2 separate regions of the Homo sapiens genome follow, and region 1 is linked to region 2. Evidence: chromatin loops called from intact Hi-C (ENCODE). Cell type or tissue: natural killer cell. All regions are shown on one strand. Links, peaks and the distances in the headings refer to the core of each region. The heading gives the core; the rest is flanking DNA. Region 1 has its middle 30 kb from the start of LINC01936. Region 2 has its middle 24 kb from the start of LCLAT1.

Evidence for each region. A loop is a pair of places that touch in the nucleus more often than their neighbours do. Peaks named below come from ENCODE experiments on the same cell type or tissue, not always from the same donor. Only the 100,000 strongest peaks of a DNase experiment are listed, where the experiment ranks them.
Region 1: a loop joins it to region 2, with 8 times the contacts of the local background. A loop is called at or near these places in 3 of 110 quality-filtered maps.

Annotation. Positions count from the first base shown.
Region 1 is chr2:30,310,182-30,322,437 of GRCh38, reverse strand. No RefSeq gene overlaps it. Among named protein-coding and RNA genes, the nearest start is that of LINC01936, 30 kb to the left of the region's middle. In natural killer cell, for the core only: no CTCF peak of the experiment used is centred there; DNase peaks (open chromatin) are centred at 6,567 and 7,258; H3K27ac peaks cover 1,003 bases.
Region 2 is chr2:30,416,849-30,429,104 of GRCh38, reverse strand. No RefSeq gene overlaps it. Among named protein-coding and RNA genes, the nearest start is that of LCLAT1, 24 kb to the left of the region's middle. In natural killer cell, for the core only: no CTCF peak of the experiment used is centred there; DNase peaks (open chromatin) are centred at 6,484 and 7,484; H3K27ac peaks cover 2,413 bases.

The DNA of each region.
Region 1 (12,256 bases), core at 1,605-9,604, 110 kb after region 2:
TCTCCCTGGGAGCCAAGGTTTTCAATATTGACAAGAGACTCCATTGCACTGGTTCATTCACAGCATTACAACCAAATATCTTATCAACTTTAGGTCAGTTTTAAGAAAGAGAGAGTATCGGGCTGGGTGCGGTCGCTCACGCCTGTAATCCCAGCACTTTGGGAGGCTGAGGCGAGGGGATTGCCTGAGGTCAGGAGTTCGAGACCAGCCTGGCCAACACAGTGAAACCCTGTCTCTACTAAAAATACAAAAAATTAGCTGGGCGTGGTGGCAGGCACCTATAATCCCAGCTCCTCGGGAGGCTGAGGCAGAAGAATTGCTTGAACCCAGGAGACAGAGGTTGCAGTGAGCTGAGATGGCATCATTGCACTCCAGCCTGGGCAATAAGAGTGTCTCAAAAAAAAGAGTATCTTGTGACTTAATAGCCTTATTATTTGATAAGGGTGGTGAATATGTATTATGCCTGTTCCCCACTACCCCTCAGGGATTTTGGACAAATAAATATATTTAACAAGTGTTTTCTTGCTTTGAAAGAAAGAGTACAGCTGACTGCAGGACCTCCAGGGACAGAGGTATCCGGGGAGTTGGGAATGGGGCATGACATCTAAGAGAAAAGTCAGCCCTAGTTTTTCAAGTTCGGGAGGGATTGATTCACTAGGAGTTGGAGCTTGAAGCTGTGAAAGTGGATGAGATCTTTGAGAAACAAAGCACTGAAAGCACAAAATGTGAGTGAGGATTAAACCTTGAGATCACATTGAGGAGGGAAAGAAGCGGGGGAATGAGTCATGCTTCATTCAACTTGGAATCTCTTGAACTAGCCCAGTGCCTAGAATGCACTTAATAAATGGTGCTGAAAGAAAAAAAGAAGAAAAAAGGAAGGAAGGAAGGGAGGAAAGAAGGAAGGAAACAAAAGCCATTAGAAGGCTGAGGGGACTAGCATTTAAGTTCCACACTGTGTCATGCACTTCAAATGCATTACCAAGCTTAATTCTCCCTACAACTCTGTGAAATGGAAATGATTATTCTCATGCTACCCATGGAGGTAGTGGAGGTCAGATTTGATCCCAGCTTGTGTGACTCCCCTGACCTTTCACCATATTCCCTTTAGGAGAAAAACCGAGTACAGTTTCTGAGAGTGTAAGGGTAGAGAAAATTGATAGTTCAAAGAGGAAGCAAGCGCAAACCAAAATTTGTTCAAGATTGGGGTGACGGGAGCATTTCTTTAGACAAAGTGGATGGCACTCCCAAGATAGGAAGAAATTAAAGATTCTGGGTAGGGTTGGGGGGAGTTGCATTTAAAAGAAAGTATTGCTCAGTTCTACTTCACAGCACTTCCAATTTAATTCTACATTTAAAATATGTGTTTAGTGTCTGCACTTTAGTGAGGAAAGGCAGGGAATGGCATTTCAGGCAGGGGGAGTCACACAGACAAAGGTATGAAGCCCTAAAATGCATGACTTTGTGAACAAATGTGAACCTGAAAGAGCCAATATTTCAAGATGGATCCCCAATGGCTAACTGGGCCTAAATTCAAACAGAGCAAAATGGCTACTGGATAACTAGAGGTCACACACATACTCGGAGTTTCCCCAAAACCCATACCTCTGTTCGATGTGGGGACTGACAAATCTCACCTGAACCAATCAATCAGAGCCCACCTGCCTTGATCAATCGGGGTTTAGCTGTATGGAACAATTAAAATTCAGTCGTACTGACCAGTCAGAACTAAGCGAGTGTCAGTCCTTCATTTGTATAAACGGACCTGATTGGGAACCTGGGTGGGAAATTTGCTGTGAAACCGGAACCCTTCCTTTGTTCTCTGGAATGTACCTTGGTCTTACATGGGCTGCTGCATCTCTCAGGTTTGCCACCTGTTCACTGGAATGAAGTCTCTTTCCTCCAAATTCCTTTTCAGAGAACTCTTGTTCACACCTGTGTATCAGTTAAGATTGTATTTAGCAGGTAGTAGCAGAAAACTCTAACCTAGTGGCTTAAATAAGTAAGGGGCTCATCTTTCTCATTTAACTGGGAGACCAGAAGGAAAGAGCCCAGGGCTGGGAGACTCTTTGTATCCTCTTGCTCTGACATCTTGGATCAAGGCTTTTGTTGTCTTCATCACATGATGGTTGCTGCACCTGCAAACATTATGTCAGAGTTCCAGGCAGGAAGAAGGGGGAAATGATGGACAAAGTTTTGCCCATTTATTTTGGTGGGAAGCCTGTCTCTTGGACTTCTGCCTGCCTCAAACCCATCAGAGTGATGTCACTTGGTACCTTACCTGCAGGGGAGAGTGGGAATTGGGGTATTTCTCTTTTCACCCTTTGCAGCAGAGGAAGGTAATATGGAAGGGGACTGGAATGAGTGTTCATCAAGTCAAGCCATGGGTTCTGCCACAGTATGCATAGAGGAAATGTGAGTGGTCCAGAGTAGACAGAAGACACAAGAAGCAACTGGAAATGGGGCTGGTAGATGGGAACTGAATTGTCAGTGCCACATTGCTACAGGTTTGGCTAAAACCACTTCTAGAAAGCCAGGCCCTGGAAGCTACAGGAAGGCTGTCAGTCCATTAACTATGACTCTGGGTTTGGTTAGTGGCGAAAAGTGTAAGTATATCTTTCCAGAAGGGTGTATAATTCTCAGGAGAATTTCATGGGTGAACATGTTTTCTTTCTTTCCCACCATATTCCTTCTCTTGCCTATCTACCCATTCACTCATGCATCCATTTATCCATCCATGCATCCATCCATCCATCCATTTATCCATCCATCCATCCATCCAACCATCCATCCATCCATCCATCCATCCATTTATCCATCCATGCATCCATCCATCCATCCATCCGTCCATCCATCCATTTATCCGTCCATCCATCCATCCATCCATCCATCCATTTATCCATCCATTCAGCATCTGTTATCTATGTGCCAGATGTATTATCTATGTGCTAAGCTTGTATATCCTCTCTCTGTCTCTCTTTTCCCCCGGCTAGGCTGAGACCTTTTCCAAATGTGGGAGCCTAAGGATGAAGAATTATCTAAGACAGTTGCTATTTCAGTTCAGAGCTGGAAGCTAAAAATGTTCGAATGGAAAAAAAAGTTTAAAAATATGGATGTGTATTTTTCTAAAATCCCATTAAGCTGTCAAGGGCCCTCACTGTGTGTTTCCTTTCCCATCGTTGCTAATCGGCAAGGTATGTGTGTGCCCTAAACAGAGGGGTAGCCAGCCTCCTCCTCCTCCTCCTCTTCTCCCCACCTCTTTCTGCTGCTGCTGGTGCTTGAGTCTTGGGAACCCAGGAGCCAGGCCTCCTGTCCCTGGAGGACCGCTGACTGGAACAGCAGCCTCGCTTCTCCATGGAGGCTGGGATGCCAGTACTACCCTCCTCCAAAATGCATCTAGACTGCCTGGGTTCAAATCCTGCCCTCATCACTGACTAGATGTATAACTTTGAGTGCTTTATTCCTCTGGGTCTCAGCTTCCTCAGGTGTGAAATAGGGATTGCAAACATTACCTACATCTTAGTGTTGCTGTGAGATGAAACGTGCAGAACACATAATGCAGGGCTTGCGTTCATGTTTATCATTGCTCTTCATTCCTTCCCTGAATTTAGAGAGTCTTCGCATAAAAGAACGAGGAGAGAGACCTCAAGGTTTCTTTATCCAATCACATAATTTTAAGATGCGAAAATGAAATAGAAGAAACTTTCTCGTCACTTCCCACTTCATGGGAACATGGCTCCAGTGTCCTTTCCGCAGGAACACAGCTTGGGTCGCTCAGCCTCCTCTCCTGTCAGCCCACCAAACCCTCGCACAAAAAATAATCTATATTTGCATTGTTTAAAAATGTGTCCCTTGGCTGGGCACGGTGGCTCACGCCTGTAATCCCAGCACTTTGGGAGGCTGAGGTGGCCAAATTACCTGAGGTCAGTAGTTAGAAACCAGCCTGACCAACATGGTGAAACCCCATCTCTATTAAAAATGCAAAATTAGCCAGGCATGCTGGTGCACGCCTGTAGTCCCAGCTACTCGGGAGGCTGAGGCAGGAGAATCACTTGAACTCGGGAGGTGGAGGTTGTGGTGAGCCAAGATTGTGCCATTGCACTCCAGCCTGGGTGACAGAGCGAAACTCCGTCTCCAAAAATAAATAAATAAATAAAATGGTGTCCCTTAGTGCTGTCCCATCCTCATGGCCTGTCTTGTTGTGCTAGATATACCCATCCCCGCAGCCACTGCAGACAGAAAGCCAGAGCAAGAACTGCTTAGGAGAGAGATTCTGATGGTGGGGACGAGAGTGGTAAAAGGAGTGGCACTGGGTTCTTGGCTTACATTCAAGGGAGTATCTTTGAACCCTCAAGCCCTGGGATTATGTGATTCTAATATTTATATAAATACAGAGTATCATTTCCAATCAGATGAGAAGTTGAGGATTCAGGTTCTGGGGGTATTACTGTTATTCTCACATACAGATCCGGTATGACTAGGAGTAGCCTTTCCAGAAGGAAGTGCAAGTGTTCCTCAAACATTTCACCAGCCCATGACATCACCTCTGGCCTTTTCTCCGTGTTGGCTGCTTAGAAATCAAGTTGACTAACTGTTGGTGCCTAGAAGGCTATGTGTGCTATGAGGGATCACAAGGCGGGTGCCTCAAGATCCCAGCTTTTGAGAAATTTGCAATGTGCTTGCGGAGATAAGCTATAAACAGGTGAATAGTGAAATGACAGCAGATGTAAATGACGGTTCAGGACATCCCAGCATAGCACAGGATGAGGACCAAATGGACCGTAGTTGCTGTGGAAAGGACACTAGGCTGGGAGACAGGGCTCTGCTCCTGGGACCCCTGACATCTTGCTCTGTTACCTGAGTAATCGTTGACCTCTCTGAGCCTCAATGTCCAAGTCTGTGAAATGAGGGGCTGGCCTGGACCCCTACCTCCCTGTATTCACCCCTCTGGGTCCCCCACTCTTCTTGTTCTATCGATACATCTGGGCCTGGATGCTCACTCCCTACCTCGCCTCTGCTTTTCCTGTTCTGTGGGCTCTGAATATCTGCTCCATAAGTTCATGGCTGGGGCAGGGCTTGTTATGGAAGACCATGACAGGATCAGTGGCAGGACATGTGGTGTGGCCTTTCATCGTACCTCAACCTCTCTACACCAGAACATTCACAGTGGAAATAGGGAAGAGAAAGGGGTCCTGGGGTGAGGGGTGGACACCATATGGGCTGAGAGACTCGGGGTTAGGAGAGTTGAGGACAGGGTCTGCTGAGTGAGTGTGCAGGCCCAGGGCCCAGATTCACTGGGTAAGACACTCAGAGAGCAAGAACAAAAGCACTTTTATTTTGGGGAAATTACTCTCAGAAAAACACTCTGAACTTGAAAACAGCTTGAAACAGCTATCCTCATTTATTTTACAAGAAATGAGTGTTCAAATTCTGGCACTTCACTGTGGGACATTGGAGGTCTGTGAGCAGCGGTGGTGGCTGACTTTTCAGCACAGCTTCCTTGGTGCAGGTCTTCTGGGATGCTTGGACCACATTCCTTATTAATGAAAATCCTATCTATCCATCAGGAAGTTTCAGGCTGCAAGGCCCATAATATCTTACTACTGGTAATGGGTTACGGCATACTGACATTTACTATCATGCTTAACAAGTCTGGAAGCAAGCATTGGTTACAATTGTTTAGTGGCTCATTGATTTCAGCAGGGTATGGACTGCTTCTGTCCTTTCTCTCTTCTACCCTTATGGGAACAAGATGGTGGCCACAGTTCCAAGCACCAACTCGTCACATGAGACACCATGAGCAGAAGTAGGCAGGGGTCAAAGGTCACTTCCCTTCACATCTCTCTTTGATCAGAAGGAATATCTTTCCCAAGCAGAATTCCTTCATGTTTCATTGGCCAGAATGGGACCAGACGCCAACCTTAGACCAATCACTGGCAAAAGCAATTGCTTTGTTGATGTAGATCATGTATTCTTAATGAGGGTGATGTCACCCTCAAGGGGGTGAAAATTGGTTCTTGGGGGCAAAAAAAAAAATCATACTGTGCCAAGTATGGTGGCCCACACCTGTAATCCCAGCCCTTTGGGAGGCTGAGGCAGGCAGATCACCTGAGGTCAGGAGTTCAAGATCAGCCTGGCCAACATGGTGAAACCATGTCTCTACTAAAAATACAAAAATTAGCCAGGCATGGTGGCACGCAGCTGTAATCCCAGCTTCTAGGGAGGCTGAGGCAGGAGAATTTCTTGAGCCTAGGAGGTGGAGGTTGCAGTGAGCCAAGATCATGTCACTGCACTCCAGCTTGGGGGACGCGAGTGAAACTCCATTTCAAAAAAAAATCACATTTTTTATGTATAAAGTACAGATATGCATAAAGTACATAAACATACAGTGTATCTGAAGTATTAAATTTTCATGGGAGGAAGCAATCAGGAAAACATATCTAAAAAGGCTCCTTAAGGGGACGGACTGAGTTAAATCAATTATGATTCATTGCTGGCACCTGGGGACTTTTCTTTTGGCCAGGAAGTCTGGGGAATGATGGCCAAACAGGCAGCAACAATATCTGCCACATCCTGCCTAGAAAGAAACATGCTTTGTGTGAAAATCTGGGTATGTGTGTAGGTGTGAGACTTCAAAGTGTGCTTGATTAAAACGTGTCATCACTGACCTGCTTTCAAAGATGGGTGGGCTGGCCAACTGCATGGTTCAATCTGGGCACAAGCTGAGGACCAGAGGTGAATTTCTGGGGACAAAAATGGGAATTGACAAGGGGCTATAGGAGAAAGAATAAAGGCATCTAGAGGAGATTTGTATTATATAAGGTTGGTTGTGCGGTGAATGACTGTGTTAAGTGACTCAAGTTATTTCTCCCCCTTTGGCTGAGGCTCTAGGTCATCAGCACTACTCCAGTGAACCCTGACCATGCTGCTTAGTGAAAAAGCTGCAGGGATCCATCTTTTTGAGTAGATGGCTAACTCCTGCCAATGTGAGGGATTCAGGGGCACAAGGATGTCTTGCCTTCTTCCATGCCTGAGTCCATCCTGAAATCCTCACACCTTCTTTTTCCTCCGATGGTTTAGTCCTTCTCTTCCATTTATTATACCACTGTGTTTCCAATTCCCATCCTGCTTAATACAACCGGTATTCACCCCTCAGGAGAAGTTGTTTAGCTAACTAAGCATTCTTTGTTGGTAGTTGGGTGAGCTGAGGCAAATGCACTGTTGACCTGGAGTCACTGTGGGATTTCCCACGGTTCTGTATCCACAACCACTTTCACACCCTCTGCTTTGGTTTTCCTGGAGTCTTGTCTTACAGACCTTAAATGCTGCCTGGGTGTTTGCTTTTTTTTTTGGCCTCTCTGGGCTCCTGGGAGGTAGGGACAGGTAGTCTCATACAACCATAGGAACCTGATTTCTGAAGGAGGACAAAGGGATGATGATCTCCTCTGGTACTGGAAACCTGGTGGACCTAAGTTAGTGCTCCCTGCCAGAGATGGATTATAAGTATCCTCACTCCTTGACCTGGTCCCCACAGCCCACATTTACGACTCCTCTGGCTAATTGCACTAAAAATCAAAAGCAGTTATCTCCAGGGAATGGGTGTGTAGGTGATGTTCACTCTCCTCTTCATGCCTTTCTATAGATCAGTGGTTCTCAGCCCTGGCTGTATGATTACATCACCTAGGCAGCTTTTAAGTCAATATTGCTGCCCAGGTAGCCGCCCAGGTCAATGAAATCAGAATCTGTGGAGATGGGACCCAGGTTTCAGGGTTTTTGTAAACTCCTGTGTGACTGTGATGTGCCACCAGCATAGAGAGGCTGTAGGCTGTGTGTGTGTGTATGTGTGTGTGTGTGTGTGTGTGTGTATGGGTGTATTTTTCTCACAGTGAGTATACACTTTTTTTTTTTTTTTTTTTGGTAGAAATAGGGTCTCACTTTGTTGCCCAGGTTGGTTTCAAATTCCTGGCTTCAAGCAATCCTTCCATCTCAGCCTCCCAAAGTGCTGGAATTAAAGGCATGAGCCACCATGCCTGGCCTATTTTTAAGACCTTAAAAGAAAATATAGCAATTCTCAATCTGAAGAGAAAAATTAACCCTATTTCTGTTCAATTCTTTAAAAAATAATTAGCCCCTCTTATTTTTCTGAAACTTGAAAAAAATTTACTAGAAAGGAAAACAGTACATGTGGTGAGAAAGTTTACATTTTAAGGGCTGAGCATGATGAGAAATCAAGTAAGAAATGAAAACAGGCCAGGCGCGGTGGCTCACACCTGTAATCCCAGCACTTTGGGAGGCTGAGACGGGTGGATCATGAGGTCAGGAGATCGAGACCATCCTGGCTAACACGGTGAAACCCCGTCTCTACTAAAGATACATAAAAAATTAGCCGGGCGTGGTGGCAGGCGCCTGTAGTCCCAGCTACTCAGGAGGCTGAGGCAGGAGAATGGCGTGAACCCGGGAGGCGGAGCTTGCAGTGAGCTGAGATCGCGCCACTGCACTCCAGCCTGGGCGAAAGAGTGAGACTTCGTCTCAAAAAAAAAAAAGAGAAAAAAAAAAGAAATGAAAACAAAGTCAAGTCATAATTTTAAATGAATATAATTTATATTTCATTTCTTTAGTGAAGTAACTGTTTTCATGGCATTGTGTTTGTTTGTTTTGTTTTGTTTTGTTTGTTTTGTTTTTTGAGATGGAGTCTTGCTCTGTCGCCCAGGCTGGAGTGCAGTGGCGCGATCTCAGTTCACCGCAACCTCCGCCTCCCAGGTTCAAGCAATTTTCCTGCCTCAGCCTCCCATGCAGCTGGGACCACAGGAACCCACCACCACACACAGCTAATTTTTGTATTTTTAGTAGAGACAGGGTTTCACCATGTTGTCCAGGCTGGTCTTGAACTCCTGACCTCAGGTGATCCACCAGTCTCAGCCTCCCAAAGTGCTGGGATTACAGGCATGACCCACTGCACCTTGCCTGTTTTCATGGCATTTTTGTAAGGAGAAAATGATGGAAAAGAAATTTGAAATGAGTAACAAATCAATTGAATATACAGTTTCTGGTGGGTGCTGACATATGTCCTTGCCATGTACTGATCTTTAAATAGTTTTTTTATTTCTGCACCAACCCATGTGATAGTTGTTTCTGGTGAAAGCTGAGATTATTGTAACTGCATGTTTTGTACCAGATGTGGTTGTAAAAGTAGTGGTTGCTTGGACTGAGGTCATTCAAAGAAGAAAATAGAAAAGTAGAGGGTAAGGAAACATGACTGAAAATAGGTCCCTATGGTGTCATGCTCCTGTGTGCCCTTCCACTTTCCTTGGCTGAGGCCTGTCCTTGGAAGCAGCTGTTGCGAATAGGTAACTTGGACAAGTCAATCAAGGGCTCCCCTACCCAGCTCACTAAGAGCAGACATGGTAATGGTCTTCTTGGTTTGGGACTCACTGTCCCTGGAGGCTGAGGCCATGAGGCTCTAACCCTAGGAAGAGTTGGCAAAGCCCTGAGCCTATGAGCCTCTCAGGGCAGCAGGTGGGTGATTTACAGGGGAGGAGTCCAACCAAGCTTTCCAGTAAGATCAACCTGTGGCTTGATTCAGGACAGCTATGTGTTGGTGACCAACACGACAGTCATAGGTAGGTCTTCATTTCTCTAAAACTTGCTTTTTAATGTTATCATGGGAGGCTGTATTAAAAAAGAACTTACCTAAAAATTGTTTTAAAGATAACAGAGTGAAAAATAATACCTGGCTGTATCAAGGCCCTATCTGGGCCGAGTGTTGCTATATCATATGCAAAGTAGCCCAACAGCTTATGTGCTGAAATGTCAAACATAATTATACAGTGACCTAATTTCACAGTCCTAATCTCCTTAATAATAATAGGATTCCTCACATTCATGTGAAGTGGCAGAGATCTTTCTTGTCAAAGAGATTTAATATATATTCATTAATCCGTATTTTTCTTTCTTATAACTATTCTCATATATTTTCCCAAGAATGTTCTCTCTTAAGGCCCTCAAGGGAAGAAACCATGCTATTGCTGTTTCTCTTCAAGAAGTCTCTAGGGCGGGGTGTGGTGGCCCACGACTGTAATCCCAGCACTTTGGGAGGCCCAGGCAGGCAGATCACCTGAGGTCAGGAGTTCAAGAAACCTTGTCTCTACCAAAAACACAAAAATTAGCCGGGCGTGGTGGTGTGTGCCTGTAATCCCAGCTACTCAGGAGGCTGAGGCAGGAGAATCTATTGAACCCTGGAGGCAGAGGTTGCAGTGAGCCGAGATGGCGCCACTGCACTCCAGCCTGGGTGACAGAGCGAGACTCCGTCTCTAATTAAAAAAAAAAAAAGAAGAAGAAGTCTCTAATATGTTGAACTGCACACAGTTGGTGCCTAATGACTACATGATTGACCAGCCAATGTGATCACCAGATCACCAGCACGTTGCTGCAGCATTCACTGTACTAAATGTCAAAATGACTAGAGTTGAGATTATAGTCAGAGCCAGAAGGATGTTGAGGGACCATCTGGGATGCGATCTAGCCCAGTGCCCTAGTTTTACAGAAACTGAGACACAGAAAGGCCAAGCAACTTGCTAGTAAATATATGTTAAAAAAGGACAATCCAAATATACATTTCACCAGGCTGCTGCCACCTGCTCCACTGTTCCCTGCAGGGACAGAGCCTGGCAGAAAAGTTAACAAGTTTGGATTATTAAACTCCATTTCAGGGGAAAAAAGATGTCTGTGTATTAACTGAAGAAGGGCACGTTGGTTCCTCTGCAACAATTAGGACACTTGGCAACAAAAAGGAGTGTGAGGCTGCCATCATTTTACTTTTTTAAAAATTGGACTAACTAGCTTAGCTATTAGGATGACATCCTCCAGTGTAGGCCCTTTCTATGGGGAGAAAATGAAGACACCCCATTACCAGCTGCCCTCCCAAATGACCCACATAGCATTTCTAGGGTATACCTGACACTTGACCCACCAGAGGCTTCCAGGAACCCAGTGAAAGCAAGCAAGCAGGCCTGCATGGGCTGGGCCAGAGAGGGGCCACCCTGGGTGACAATCATGCTTTCCCTTGGCCCCTTGTCCTTGTTACGTATATCCAGTTCAGAGGGACCTTGGTGTCCCTCTTAGAGGAACCTGGGCAGCATTTTGGATACAACATCCAGAAAGTGAAACCACTGCCTCCATGTGGGTGTACTGTGAGGTGTGATCCCCTCTGTGGAGCTCCTAGGCAGGAGGGCTCCCCTCACCACCCGCTGCCCTGCCACGCCCCCTCCTCCCTCTCATTTTCCTGTGCTCTTTGCAGCAGCCACTTGCTACTCAACAGCTGTGACTTTCTGCCTGCTTTCTGTTCTGCTCGGCTGTGGCTAATTTTACTGCCCCCACCTGCACCCCAGGTCCTTGCTCTGGGGCCTGCCCATCTTTGCCTTTACTCGCCCCAGCCAGCCCACCAGAGCTGATGTTCACAGGCTCCTGCATCCCCTCCCGCCCCTCATGAGAGCTCACCCTGCCAACCCGGAGCAGCAAGCAAGCAAGACTTAAGCAAGATACACTTCTTTTTCTTTTTAAGCCAATTTTTATTGTGATAGAACTCACATTTTTTAAAAAGGGGGCTGAGGTGCTTGGTGCAGTGGCTTATGTCTGTAATCCCAGTATTTTGAGAGGCCAATGCAGGAGGATCACTTGAGCCCAGGAGTTTTAGACCAGCGTGGGAAACAGAGCGAGACTCCCTGTGTACAAAAAATTTAAAAACTAGCTGGGCGTGGTGGCATGTGCCTGTAGTCCTAGCTACGTGGGAGGCTGAGGTAGGAGGATCCCTTGAGCCTAGGAGTTTGAGGCTGCTCCCTGCAGGGCGTGGCCTATTTGGAACAAGACACTCAGTCATTATGTGTTGGGTGGATAAGGAATTGAAATGCCTCTGTATCTCTATTATCAGCAACTTTGAGCCATTTTCAGGGTTGTGTCTCCCTCTAAATATAAGCTGCTGATAACAATTCCTTTTGAATCTGCACATAAGTTTTCTGTATGGTGTCCATATTGTTTCACTCAGCCCTTAGGTGCCTCAAATTTTCATGATCATCTCTAGGTCACCAAGGTAGAAATACTGTGGTCAGTTATTTCAAAGGACATTTCAGAATGTAGTTGGTCATCCTGGGAAGGGTAGTAGACAATAGAGCTTGCAGCTGTGTGTGGTGGTTCATGACTGTAATCCCAGCACTTTCGGAGGCTGAGGCAGGTGGATCACTTAAGGCCAAGAGTTTGAGACCAG
Region 2 (12,256 bases), core at 1,571-9,570:
CAATGCTCTTTCCTCGCTAATGATGTCTATGTGAACGTCTATGGTTCACACTATCCCTGAGGTTTGTCACATCTGAACCTGAAAATCACTTCCTAGTTTGACTTTAACTCCATGAATCACCCCTCGTGCTCCATGGTCACCCCTCCAAACAAGACAGGGAGGCTGAAACTAAGAGGAAAATGACTTCTGGGGAGTCTCAGAAACAGAAACTTTTCATATTGAGAATGTAAATTCTCAATGTATAAAAAGTAAATTTGAATTAGACAGCACAATGTTGTTCCTTAAGGTTACTGGTGAACAGGAAGTGCAGCCTAAGGCCCAGCACGCAGAGATTCAGGAAAAAGAGAGAGTATTTCGGGGCTGTCAAAATTTTACATTACTTCAATTTTGATCTGCGTCAAAACACCCCTAAGGGGACAACAGGAAGATAGAATGGGAACTTTGGGTTCTGAAGTAATACGATTACTCCACAAATACTGTCTGGTACTTAGCTCTTGAGACCCAAGAGGTGTCTTCAGATTGAAAGGACTACACACCAAAAGGCAAGTTGGAACTGTTGCATATTTCAGGGGTAAAGAACAAAAGCATCACACATTGCTTCTGAAAATCAAATTAGAGAGGAGGGTGAGAGTGAGCTATGGAATTTCGTCATCATTTCTTATCTTCTCTGTTGAGAAGTAAATAACTAGGTCTTTCCTGATTCATCAGACTTTGAAACACACACACACATAAACCCTAAAAATCCTATCAGAGAGAAACTGAACGTGAGATAGGACGCAGCACATAAATAAAAGCAATTCTGCAAATGATGAAGAGATGGAAGACTCAGATAGCATGCACAGGAGTGTTTACTATGTAAGACAGACAGCTTTGGATCTAGATAAAGGAGATAGAGTAGTTATTGCCTGGGCTCAGCCATCGAGATAAAGGCTGGTGGGTACCCTGGGAAATTGCAAGCAAAATATTACAGCTCATGGAGGGTCTCTGCCCAAGAGCAGATAGGAATTCAGTAAAGCAATAACCTTGAGACTGTCACGTATCAGAGCCTGAGATGAAAATGGCCTGCCTGTAAGGTCGGGTCTGAGCGGCAGGAGGAAAACTGGCACCAGCAGAACATGGATTGGCCTATGGGCAGAATACAAGGGGGAGCAATAAAACAAAACGTTTCAAGGTAGGAAGAGATTGTTGGTGATGGACTGCTGGAAAGAGATTTGGGAAAACATTTTATTACTTTTGGATGCTGACAGCCAATGTATCATATCCAAGTTTCCTGATGGTGTAGTAATAACAAAGGCAAAGCAATAATAAAGGACAAGGCAATGAAATAAAAAAAGATTTATTTTATTTAGTTACTAGGGTTGGCAAAGGCACATGTGGTGCAATGCAAATAAATGGTGAAGTCCAGTGTGACAGGAAGAGAGGGGAAGTGTGAGAACCAAAGAGGAATGAGGAAAAACTAGGGGTTAGAATTTATCGTTTGGGCAAAGAATGAGAAAATTTTGTGAGACATTGGAAAATTGGAAGCATTCAGGGATCTTGATCCTTTTCTAGAGAAGAACCCTATTGTCCTTTATTATTATGTCAGTGAACACATGTGGGGGGTCTCTAAAGTCAAGGGGTCATCCACACAATGAGGGAACCCAATAATACCTCTGCCAAATACCACAGAGACCCCCAGCTTCTGAGATCCCCAAGCTTTGTGGTTCCTGGATAAGGAGACACAGGAACAGCAGTGTAGGATTTGGTATTGGCCTTTTTAATCCCTGGACATTGAACATGTGAGATTTTGCACAGACTTGAAACCTGCATAGATCTGACCTGGTGTTTTTCAGACTCTGCCCCTCACCTTCTCTGTATCTAGGTCTTTGCTGGAGGCCTGTGTATGATGAACCATGGCTTTCCTACCTAGGCTCCAAACCCAGTGCTTCTAATCCTGCCTTCCAGATTTTACACTCAGCTGATCCATTGGCATCCTATCCCAGGATCATCAATTCGGAATCTCCATCATGGTTGGGTGCGGTGGCTCGTGTTTATAATCCCAGTACATTGGGAGGCCACAGCAAGACCACTTGAGTCCAGGAGTTTGAGACCAGCCTGGGCAATGTGGTGGCTGTCTCTACAAAAAATAAGAAAAAAAATTAGCCTGGCATGGTGGCACGTGCCCATGGTGCCAGCTACTCAGGAGGCTGAGGTAGGAGGTTCTCTTGAGCCTAGGAAGTTGATGCTGCACTGAGCCAAGATCCTGCCACTGCACTCCAGCCTGGGTGACAGAGCAAGATCCTGTCTCAAAATAAATAAAGAATCTCCATCACCAATGAGTATTCACTGGGTGACCACAAGGTACAATAACTCCCCATATACACTCTGAGGTGGAAGAAAAAAAGACCAGTTTGGAAAAAGGATACATTTACAAACAGATAACTTCTCTCATACCCCACAGAAAGTCAATGACTTTCTCCTTTTATCTTCATCACCGCCAGCACCATTATTATCATCATCATCACCATCATCATGATACAAATAGATATTCCACTTGTAGCTCAACTAGGCTGAGAGCTTTATGTGTAATATGTTATTTAATCTTTCTCCCAATATTGCAAAGAAAGCACTATTTATCATCCCCTTTGTACAGATGAGGAAACTGTGGGTTAGTTTGCTCAAGGCTAAGCATCTGGGGAGTGCCACACCCAGCAGTCAAGTCTAGAGCCTGCCACCTTACTTATTAGCCTACACTCTTGCTTAAATCTTCTACTTCTCCTTATCGTCTTATTTTTCCTAGCTCAAACGTGAGTTCCCCTACAGGTTCGGGTGAGGTACATAGTAGGTGTTCAATAAATAACATTTGTTCAGTTTATTTGAAATGGACTCACTGATGCTCACAGCTGCATCTTGAATCTACTGGCCTTATGGAGCCTGCTTTGGAGGGTTTTATCTCCATCACTTCATCCTTTCTTTCTTTTTGAGATAGAGTCTTGCTCTGTCGCCTAGGCTGGATTGCAGTGGTGTGTGGATCCCTGACTTTTTTTTTTTTTTTTTTTTTTTTTTTTTTGAGACGGAGTCTCACTCTGTTGCCAGGCTGGAGTGCAGTGGCGCGATCTTGGCTCACTGCAACCTCCACCTCCCGGGTTCAAGCAATTCTCCTGCCTCAGCCTCCTGAGTAGCTGAGACTACAGGCACACACCACCACGCCCAGCTAATTTTTGTATTTTTAGTAGAGATGGGGTTTCACCATGTTGGCCAGGATGGTCTCGATCTCTTGACCTCGTGATCTGCCCGCCTTGGCCTCCCAAAGTGCTGGGATTATAGGCGTTAGCCACCGTGCTGGACCTGTGGATCCCTTCTTTCATCAGTTGAGATCCTCCAATCAGCTGGCCAGCTTTGAACTATGTGAAGAAACACATTTTCAAGCCTCAAGCCCTGGGCCACTGTGACCTAGTGTGTGGAGAAGCACAGAGCAAATTCTCATTATTGGCAGCTCAGTATTTTATCCACAGTGGACGGGGACATACAAGACTCCGAGGCACAGGCGGCTGCCAGCCTGACTCAGTGTCTTGGCACTCTTTATGATTGTCATGGAAAAGCTGAATCCAGAATGAACATCTGCCCAGGCTAGTCAGAGAAGAAACAGCTCTTGGTTAGCTAATTAATTGCTTTTTCATCTGCATCAGATGATTCCGTTTTAGTGCAGTGGCTTGACACAAGGGCCTGGGAGCCTGGATTCACTCTTTTCACATTTCCCAGGTGGCAATAGTAGGTCCTTGTACCTCCCAGCCCAGGTCCTACCCTGTCTGGATGGCGCCTTGAAGGAGAAAAGGACCTCACATTTGTCTAAGCTGACTTGTTCTTTCTTGAAAGAGTGACCATCTGAGCTGGAGGCCTTTATAGCCTACAGTTTTTGAGAGTGGGGCCCACATGTGCCTCTCACTTTAGTTCAGATGACTTCACCCATGATGTACCCAGCACCCACTGCATGTAATGATAGAACACGGGTTCTTCCAACCTAGTCTGATGTGTGTGTGTGTGTGTGTGTGTGTGTGTGTGTGTGTGTGTGTGTGTGTGTGCGCGCGCGCACATGCGTGATGTGAAAGGGGAGGGCAACGGATACGATTTATACATAGATGCAATAATGGAACAATTCAAAATAATGTATGTTCAAGGGCTAAATTGCTTAGTAGTTGTGCAGCTACAGGGAGAGACCAGTTATAGCCACAAAGTCCTTGGAGGATAAAAGAAATTTAGAGAAATGAAGAGGACCTTCCTGGAAGGACAAGATATACCGAGTGGTGGTGGTGGCGCTGAGAATCCTGAGTGTGAGGAGGGCTAGGCTTTGTATAGTATAGTCTGGGCAGTAAGAAGACTCGCTGTAATGGAGCCCAGGGTTCATGGTGGGGAACCCCATGTTTCCTCCTCCTAGCATTCTTCCAGAGCCTTCAAGGCATCACCGGCCCGTGTTCCAACGTCCCCTGCATACAGTTCTCTCAAGCTGCTTTTAACACTTGATTACCTTTAGCCCTTTATAACTGTGTTTCCCATTTTTAGACAGTAATCTCCTTGAAGCTGAGGACCATGACTTATTTGTCTTTGCCTGGCACAGAAAACATGATCCATAAATGTGTGTTGAATAAATGAATGAATAAACACTTCATTGGAGGGGAATTGAATGAATAGGCTGGTTCTAGAATGAAATATGCAGTTTGTGCCAGGCATTCTGACTCATTCTGCCTTCAGATGAACAGGGATGGCATTTTGGGCTTACATTAATTTATTCAATCATTTATGTACTCAAAAATTGTGTATTGAAAGCCTACTATGTTCTCGACACTAATATAGGAGCTGTTTTATCAACAGTGGTAAAACAGATAAACTCTTACTCAGGTGGAGCTGACATTCTTATAAGAAGGATAGATAGGCAGGGCACGTTGGCTTATGCCTATAATCCCAGCACTTTGGAAGGCCGATACAGGCGGATCACAAGGTCAGGAGATCGAGACCTCCCTGGCTAACACGGTGAAACCAAGTCTCTACTAAAAATACAAAAAAATTAGCTGGGCGTGGTGGTGGGAGCCTGTAGTCCCAGCTACTCGGGAGGCTGAGGCAGGAGAATGACATGAACCTGGGAGGCAGAGCTTGCAGTGAGCCCAGATCGCGCCACTGCACTCCAGCCTGGGCGACAGAGCAAGACTCTGTCTCAAAAAAAAAAAAAAAAAAAAAGGATAGATACTCAGGCCTGCTGGAGAATTAGTGAGGCTCCATGGAAAATGGAGATTTGGGGTCTTTTGTTCAAATAGCAGGAGAAGAGTGTTGTTAAAGGTACTAAAATATAAAGCTTTTTTGTTTGTTTTCTGCAGTTTCCCTCTCAACTTGTCATGGCATTTTAAAATTTGCTATATAAGATCCTTCTAAGAAAAATGATCATTTAAAAATTGTCACCATAAATTTTATCATTTATGTTTATGTTGTATAATGCCAGTTTTAAATATAGGCATAAGAGTGTTTAATGAAATTACAAAATTCATATTTTATAGCTCATACATGTGTATGGACTTAGTTTTTAGCAGAACAGTGAAAACTCTGCATAAAACTAATTCAATGATTTTTATTTCATTTCCTAATATATGACATCCTACCAACACCGCCTGCCTTTGGCATGCTGATGAGGGAAGAAGGTCTAAAAAGACTATGGGTTGCCCAATCTTTCCCTTTCCTTCTATGCCATTATTTTCGGTGTATGTGTATAATTGAGGCACTGACAGTCCCCCGAGGCAACATGAGAACTTGCTTCAAATGTAGAAAGAAAGTAATGGAGTTCTAAGGAACACAAATGACCACGGAATCCTATCATATCTTCTTTTTTTTTTTTTTTGAGACAGAGTCTTGCTCTGTCCCCCAGGCTGGAGTGCAGTGGTATGATCTTGGCTCACTGCAACCTCCACCTCCAAGGTTCAAGCAATTCTTGTGCCTCAGCCTCTGGAGTAGCTGGGACTACAGGCATGTGCCACCATGCCTGGCTACTTTTTTGTATTTTTAGTAGGGACAGAGTTTTGCCATGTTGCCCAGGCTGGTCTCGAACTCCTGAGCTCTGACAATCCACCCGCCTCGGCCTCCCAAAGTGTTAGGATTACAGGCATAAGCTACTGCCCCCGGCCCCTATTATATCTTTTCTTATTCATGTTACTTCCCTGCAGTATATTAGGATTGGCTTAGAATGTGCCTTTCTAGAACCACTGTATATTTAAAAAGAACCACAAAACCTTTGACCCTCTTTCCACTATGTCTTTTCCAGTATGTGTCTTCATAAAAGGGAGCTCTGAAAAGCTTAGACCCAGAATATATGCTCACCTGCATGGCTCAGTGATATAGGAATTAAAGGATTCTTGAGTAAAAAGAATGAGTGTATTTGTCACTGTGGCAAGGGTGTTGGGGCGATGCTAGAGGATATGCGACAATGTGTGTGGGTGGTGAGTGCATGTCATGCCTGGGCGAGGCTTAGAAGGGGTGTGGTATGTGTTCCTGTGTGTATGCCCTGTGTGTGTGTTGGGGGCGGGGGTGGTATTTGTGGCACATATTTTATGTGTCTGTGTGATTGGTAGATAGGGTTTGTGGTGTGTTTGTATATGTGTGCAATATGAAATGAATATTAGTTTTAGTTTTTTCAGCACACTTTTCCTCTGGGCTGTGTAGCCCACAACTTTTGTTTCCCCTGAAATGCCAGTCTGTTCTCATGTTCTTCTAAGTAAAATAACATGCAGCTTTTAGACATTCACAAACAAAACCCAGTGGTTTTTATCTGAGTCAAGCGCTCCCTGGGGCTTTGCTCTTTTTTTTTTTTTCTCCTCTCCTTCCTGTAAATCCATTTTATGCGTTGGAGCTAGAAGATGACATCTTGTTACATCATGTTAGACAGCACCATAATTTTTTCCAGCTAACCATTTCCAATCTGGCTAAGCAGACAGAACTGAACAATGACAACCAAGCAGAAATAAAGGATCGGCTCACAGCCCTGCAGGGTGGACTCGGAGGAGCCTTGTCCCCAGATCTGAAGTCGACTCGCCGTGTTTTAAGTTTTAACTCCTTAGATTGGGGAGGACGAAATCTGTTCAGGTTCACAGCTCTTCCAGTGATAATGCATAGTCTTTCTCTGCTGGAGCTGAGGATGCCTGTTGTGGGGAGGGGCCTCTGCAAGGGGAGGGAGCAATAGGGTGAGACTGATGGCTTGCCTGAGGTCCTTTCTATACTATGCACAGGTCAGGCCTGTCTTTTGCTTTCCAGCTGCAGCTGCTATTTATAGTCTTGTCTCTGTTTGCTATTCTGCCTGTGACCCCTGTAGTCAGCTCAAGGCCTGTGTTTAAAAAGAGCTCTTCTATGCTCATGTTCAAGCCCACCACGGAGGCTTTCCTTTAGCAGTCTGTGTGCCAAAACTCAGTGAAAGGTCTCTGCAGATCCCCTCCCCACCTCCTGGTATGCCGTGCATCAGATTGGGTGTCTGAGTTCCCTCAACGTTGCCATGCATCTCCACCTGCAGCCTGTGATGTGGTGAGAAATAGTTCTAGGTGGGAGTTGTGCTATATCTCTTACATCTTATTGTGGGTGTTCTGCCAGAATGCCCCTTCCAAACAAATCTCATTATGTCAGCCTTTGGCCTAAAAATATTCACTAACTTACTAGCTGTACTGCCTAGATAACTAAGACAAAAAACTTTAAGATCTATAAAGTCAGCGATGTGTATGAATACCAAACTCAGAGCCAGGTGATCCAAGTTTGAACCATAACTCCAAGCTGTGTGACTCTGAGCAAGTCAGTGACATTCTCTGAGCTTCCCCATCCTGCTTGCAAAGAGATTGCCTGCTTCGTGGGGGTGGGGATGCTGCAAGGACTAGGTTGAGAAAGTAACCTGGAAGCCTCCCTACTTGCACATTCTGCTATCTCAACTTCTCAGACTTCCCAAAAGAATGTGGCAACAAATGAAGGTGGGGAGGAATTGAGATGCTCTGGAGATAACAGAGAAAAAGATTTCTAGGTGTGACTCAATCAGCCAGTAATGGATTTTTTTAAATTGAAAAATACTCAAGATCGAAACTTAGAAGGTATGTGTATATATTGTAAATGTGATACAGGTCAGTAAAAATCAGTTGAACACATACTGCATGCCAGTCAATGTAATCAACAGCAGAGATATCAAGAAAAACACACAGAAATAATTAAAACAAAATGTTTTTGTGATTCTTACCACAAAAAAAGGGAAATTATATCGAAACAACCACAAAAAGGATCCAGAACTCACTCTCACTACATAAATTTAAAATGTGATAAATATGAGAGTAAGAAAAGATTATTTAATGAGAACTAGGAGTATCACTGGTCATAAATTTGGAAAATGTTTTGTTTAGATCAATTCTTTATATCATCTAGAAAATGGCAATTGGGCTAAGAATTATACATAAATAGACAAATTATACGACAAAACTACAAAAATTCAGCATAAAACAGCCAGATCAATAGAGAAATAGGTTCTCAATTTTGGAGCAATAGAATAAATCATGAAGATTGACAGGCCCAAATAAATATTTTAAGAGCTTTCAAGTAATGAAAACTGGTAACTCTAATATAAAATGGCAACAGAGTCTGCAGAAATATTTTTATCAATTATGGTAAAGAGTACTGATACTTTAAAAATTACTCATTAAAAAATATAAAATAAAACATTAAGATTTCAATGGGTGAATAAGAAAATGAATAAGTAATTTACAAACAAGAAATATAGATTGCCCACAAACCCCAGAAAAAATTTGTCTTTATAATTAAATAAATGTAGACTACAGCAACATTGAAACATCAATTTACATTGTTAAGTTAAGAGAAGTTAAAATGTGACGGCCAATGATGGTCTGGTTGTGGGTGACACTGGAGTCATACATTACTGATGCCAGTGTGAATTCTTACAAGCTGTTTGAAAATAAAATGACAATGCATATCAAAACCCATAAAAATATTCACACCCTTTGAGCTTAATGTTGCTCTCCAAAGAGTTTATACTAAGGAAGAAATCAAAAACAGAAAAGCTTCATGACTGACATTTAAATTTTGTTTAAATTTTGTTTAATAGTCAAAATTGATAATAAACTAAACGCTGAACAAAAGGGGCACAGCAAGGAAAAGTATGATGACTATGAACCTTAAGAACACTATGTAGGTATTAAAATAATGATAATAAAAAGGTTAAAATATAGAAATGTTTATGATAAAATAATTAAAATGAGGCTGGGCATGGTGGCCTGTGGATCACACCTGTAATCCCAGCACTTTTGGAGGCTGGGGCAGGAGCACTGCCTGAGGCCAGGAGCTTGAGACCAGCCTCAGCAACATAGTAGGACCTCATCTCTACAAAATTATTTTTTAAAAATTAGCTGGGCAAGGTGGTGTGAGCCTGTGGTCCCAGCTACTTGGGAGGCTGAGGCCAGAGGATCACTTGAACCAAGGATTTTGAGGCTGCAATGAGCTATGACTGTGTCACTGCATTTCAGCCTGAGCAGCTGAGGGAGACCCTGTCTCTAAAAAAAAAAGATAAAAGATAAAGTAAAAAAAAAGTAAAAAAAGATAAAGTAAAAAAGTATTATATTGCATTATATAATTATAATTATTATATATAATAATTATATAATTATAATTATTATATATAATTATTATATATAATAATTATAATTATGTAGAATGAGTGATACATTTTAACAGAACCAAAAGAAAATATGCAATAGTGTAAAAATAGTTGTATTACATTATGCGATTATGATTGTTTTTTAATTAAAAAGAAAGTTTCCTTAATTGTGCTATACTGACTTTTGATTTGGCAAAGAAAAAAAAATTTTTTAATTAACAAGTAAAAATTGTACATATTTATGATGTACAACATGACGCTTTAATATATGTATACATTGTGGAATGGCTAAATCAAGCTGTTTAACATGTGCATTACTTCACATACCTTTTTTTGTGGTGAAAACACTTAAAATCTACACTCTTGGCAACTTTCAAGGATACAGTATATTGTCATTAACTGTAGTCACCATGATATACAATAGATCTCTTGAATTTTTTCCTCCTAACTGAAATTTTGTGTCCTTTGGTCAACATCCCCCCATTGCCCCCACCCCACCCCCAGTATCTGATAATTACCATTTTACTCTCTATTTCTGTAAGTTTGACTTTTTTTATACTCCATGTAAAAGTGGGATCATGTGATATTTGTTGCCCTGTGCCTGGCTTATTTCACTTGACATAATGTCCTCCAGGTTCATCCATGTTGCCACAAGTGACAGGATTTTCTTCTTTTTCAAAGTGGTGTAGTATTTCATTGTGAATGTATAATGCATTTTCTTTATTCCTCTGTTGATGGATACTTAGATTGATTCCATATCTTGGCTACTGTGAATAGTGCTGCAGCAAATATGGGAGTGCAGAGAGCTCTTTGACATATTAAGTTTTTTTTCTTTTTTTTTTTTTTTTGAGGCGGAGTCTTGCTCTGTCGCCCCAGTTGGAGTGCAGTGGCACGATCTTGGCTCACTGCAACCTCTGCCTCCTGGGTTCAAGCAATTCTCCTGTCTCAGCCTCCCAAGTAGCTGGGATTACAGGCACCCACCACCACGCCGGGCTAAGTTTTGTATTTTTAGTAGAGACGAGGTTTCGCCATGTTGGCCAGGCTGGTCTCAAACTCCTGATCTCAGGTGATCCGCCCACCTCGGTCTCCCAAAGTGCTGGGATTACAGACATGAGCCACGGTGCCTGGCCTGACATACTAATTTCTTGCCTTTGAATAAATATCTAGTAGTGGGATTGCTGGATGGTATGGCAAGTCTATTTTTAATTTTTTAAGGAACCCCCATACGGTTTCTCATAATGGCTGTACTAATTTACATTCCTACTAACAGAGTACAGGGCTCCCTTTTCTCCATATTGTCGCCAACAGTTATCCATCACCTTTTGGGTGATAGCCATGCTAACAGTTGTAGGTGACATTTTGTTGCGGTTCTAATGTGCACTTCCCTGATGATTAGTGAGTGATGTTGAGCAAACTGTTTGCCATTTGTATGTCTTCCTCTTTTTTTATTAAAGTTTTTTTCTCTTAAATTTTATTTAATTACTTTTTAAAATTTTTCTTGTAAAGACAGGGTCTCACTATGTTGCCCAGCCTGGCCTCAAACTCCTGGCCTGAAGCAATCTTCCTGTCCTGCCTCAACTTCCCAATGTGCTGGGATTACAAGCATGAGTCACAGCACCTGGTCCTTGGCCTATTTTTTAATCAAGTTGTTTGGTTTTTTTTTTTTTTTTAGTATTGAGTTATTTGAGTTTCTTATACAATTTGGATAGGAAAAAAATATTAAAAAGAAGAGAAAAAAATCCTCCTCATATTGGCCTAAACTTAAATTCTGGGTATATTTTTATTTTAGTTCTTACTACTTCTATTTTGATCTGCTGTTTGTAGGCAAATCCTCCCATCCTCATCCCCAGCTCCACCACAGGGTAAATTCCAATGATCTGGCTGCCGCTGGCTTCCTGATAGAGCCCTTTATGTTACCACGACCCTGGCAGCAAACAAGAAAGGAAATGCTTTATTCTGATCACTTCAGGATTCCCAGCTTCCCTTTCTCCATGCTTTAGCAGCATAGCATCCCTCTTGGCCCCACAGGGCCTGCTTGAGAAAGGCGCATGCAGCCAGGCCTGGTCACATGCTCAGCTGTGTCACAATAGTGAGAGGAAAGATCAGGCTAGCTGTTTACCAGTACATAGTCTCAGCATAGGCAAGTGGCCTGGAGATGGTTGAAAAAGAATTCCTGAAGGAATTAAGGGTTGTCTCTTATTCCTCTTCCTTTCTATTTTCTAGTTTCTTTCTTAGGGCCAATCCTTGAGTCACTATTCTTTTCTGTAAGTTGACCCTATGTGCACCTACACATCTGTTCAGCAGTCTTTTAGTGCTCCACTCCGTTCCACTCCCACGGCTTACAAAGATGAACAAGATACAGTTCCTGGTTTCAAGGAGCCTTCTCTCCAGCAGGAAAATAGATATTAAACCAAAATTCTTCCCTATAGAAATGTGCTAAGTCCCAAGACTGAAATCTGGCATTACACTCTGGGAAACATCAAGAAGGTTCTGGCCCACCCTGGACATTCAGAGATGGCATGAGGTGGGGGGTTAGCAAGACAGAGATGGGCGAAGTGGGGTTGGAGAGGATGGGGTGCGATGAGATGGGATAAAGGATGCTTG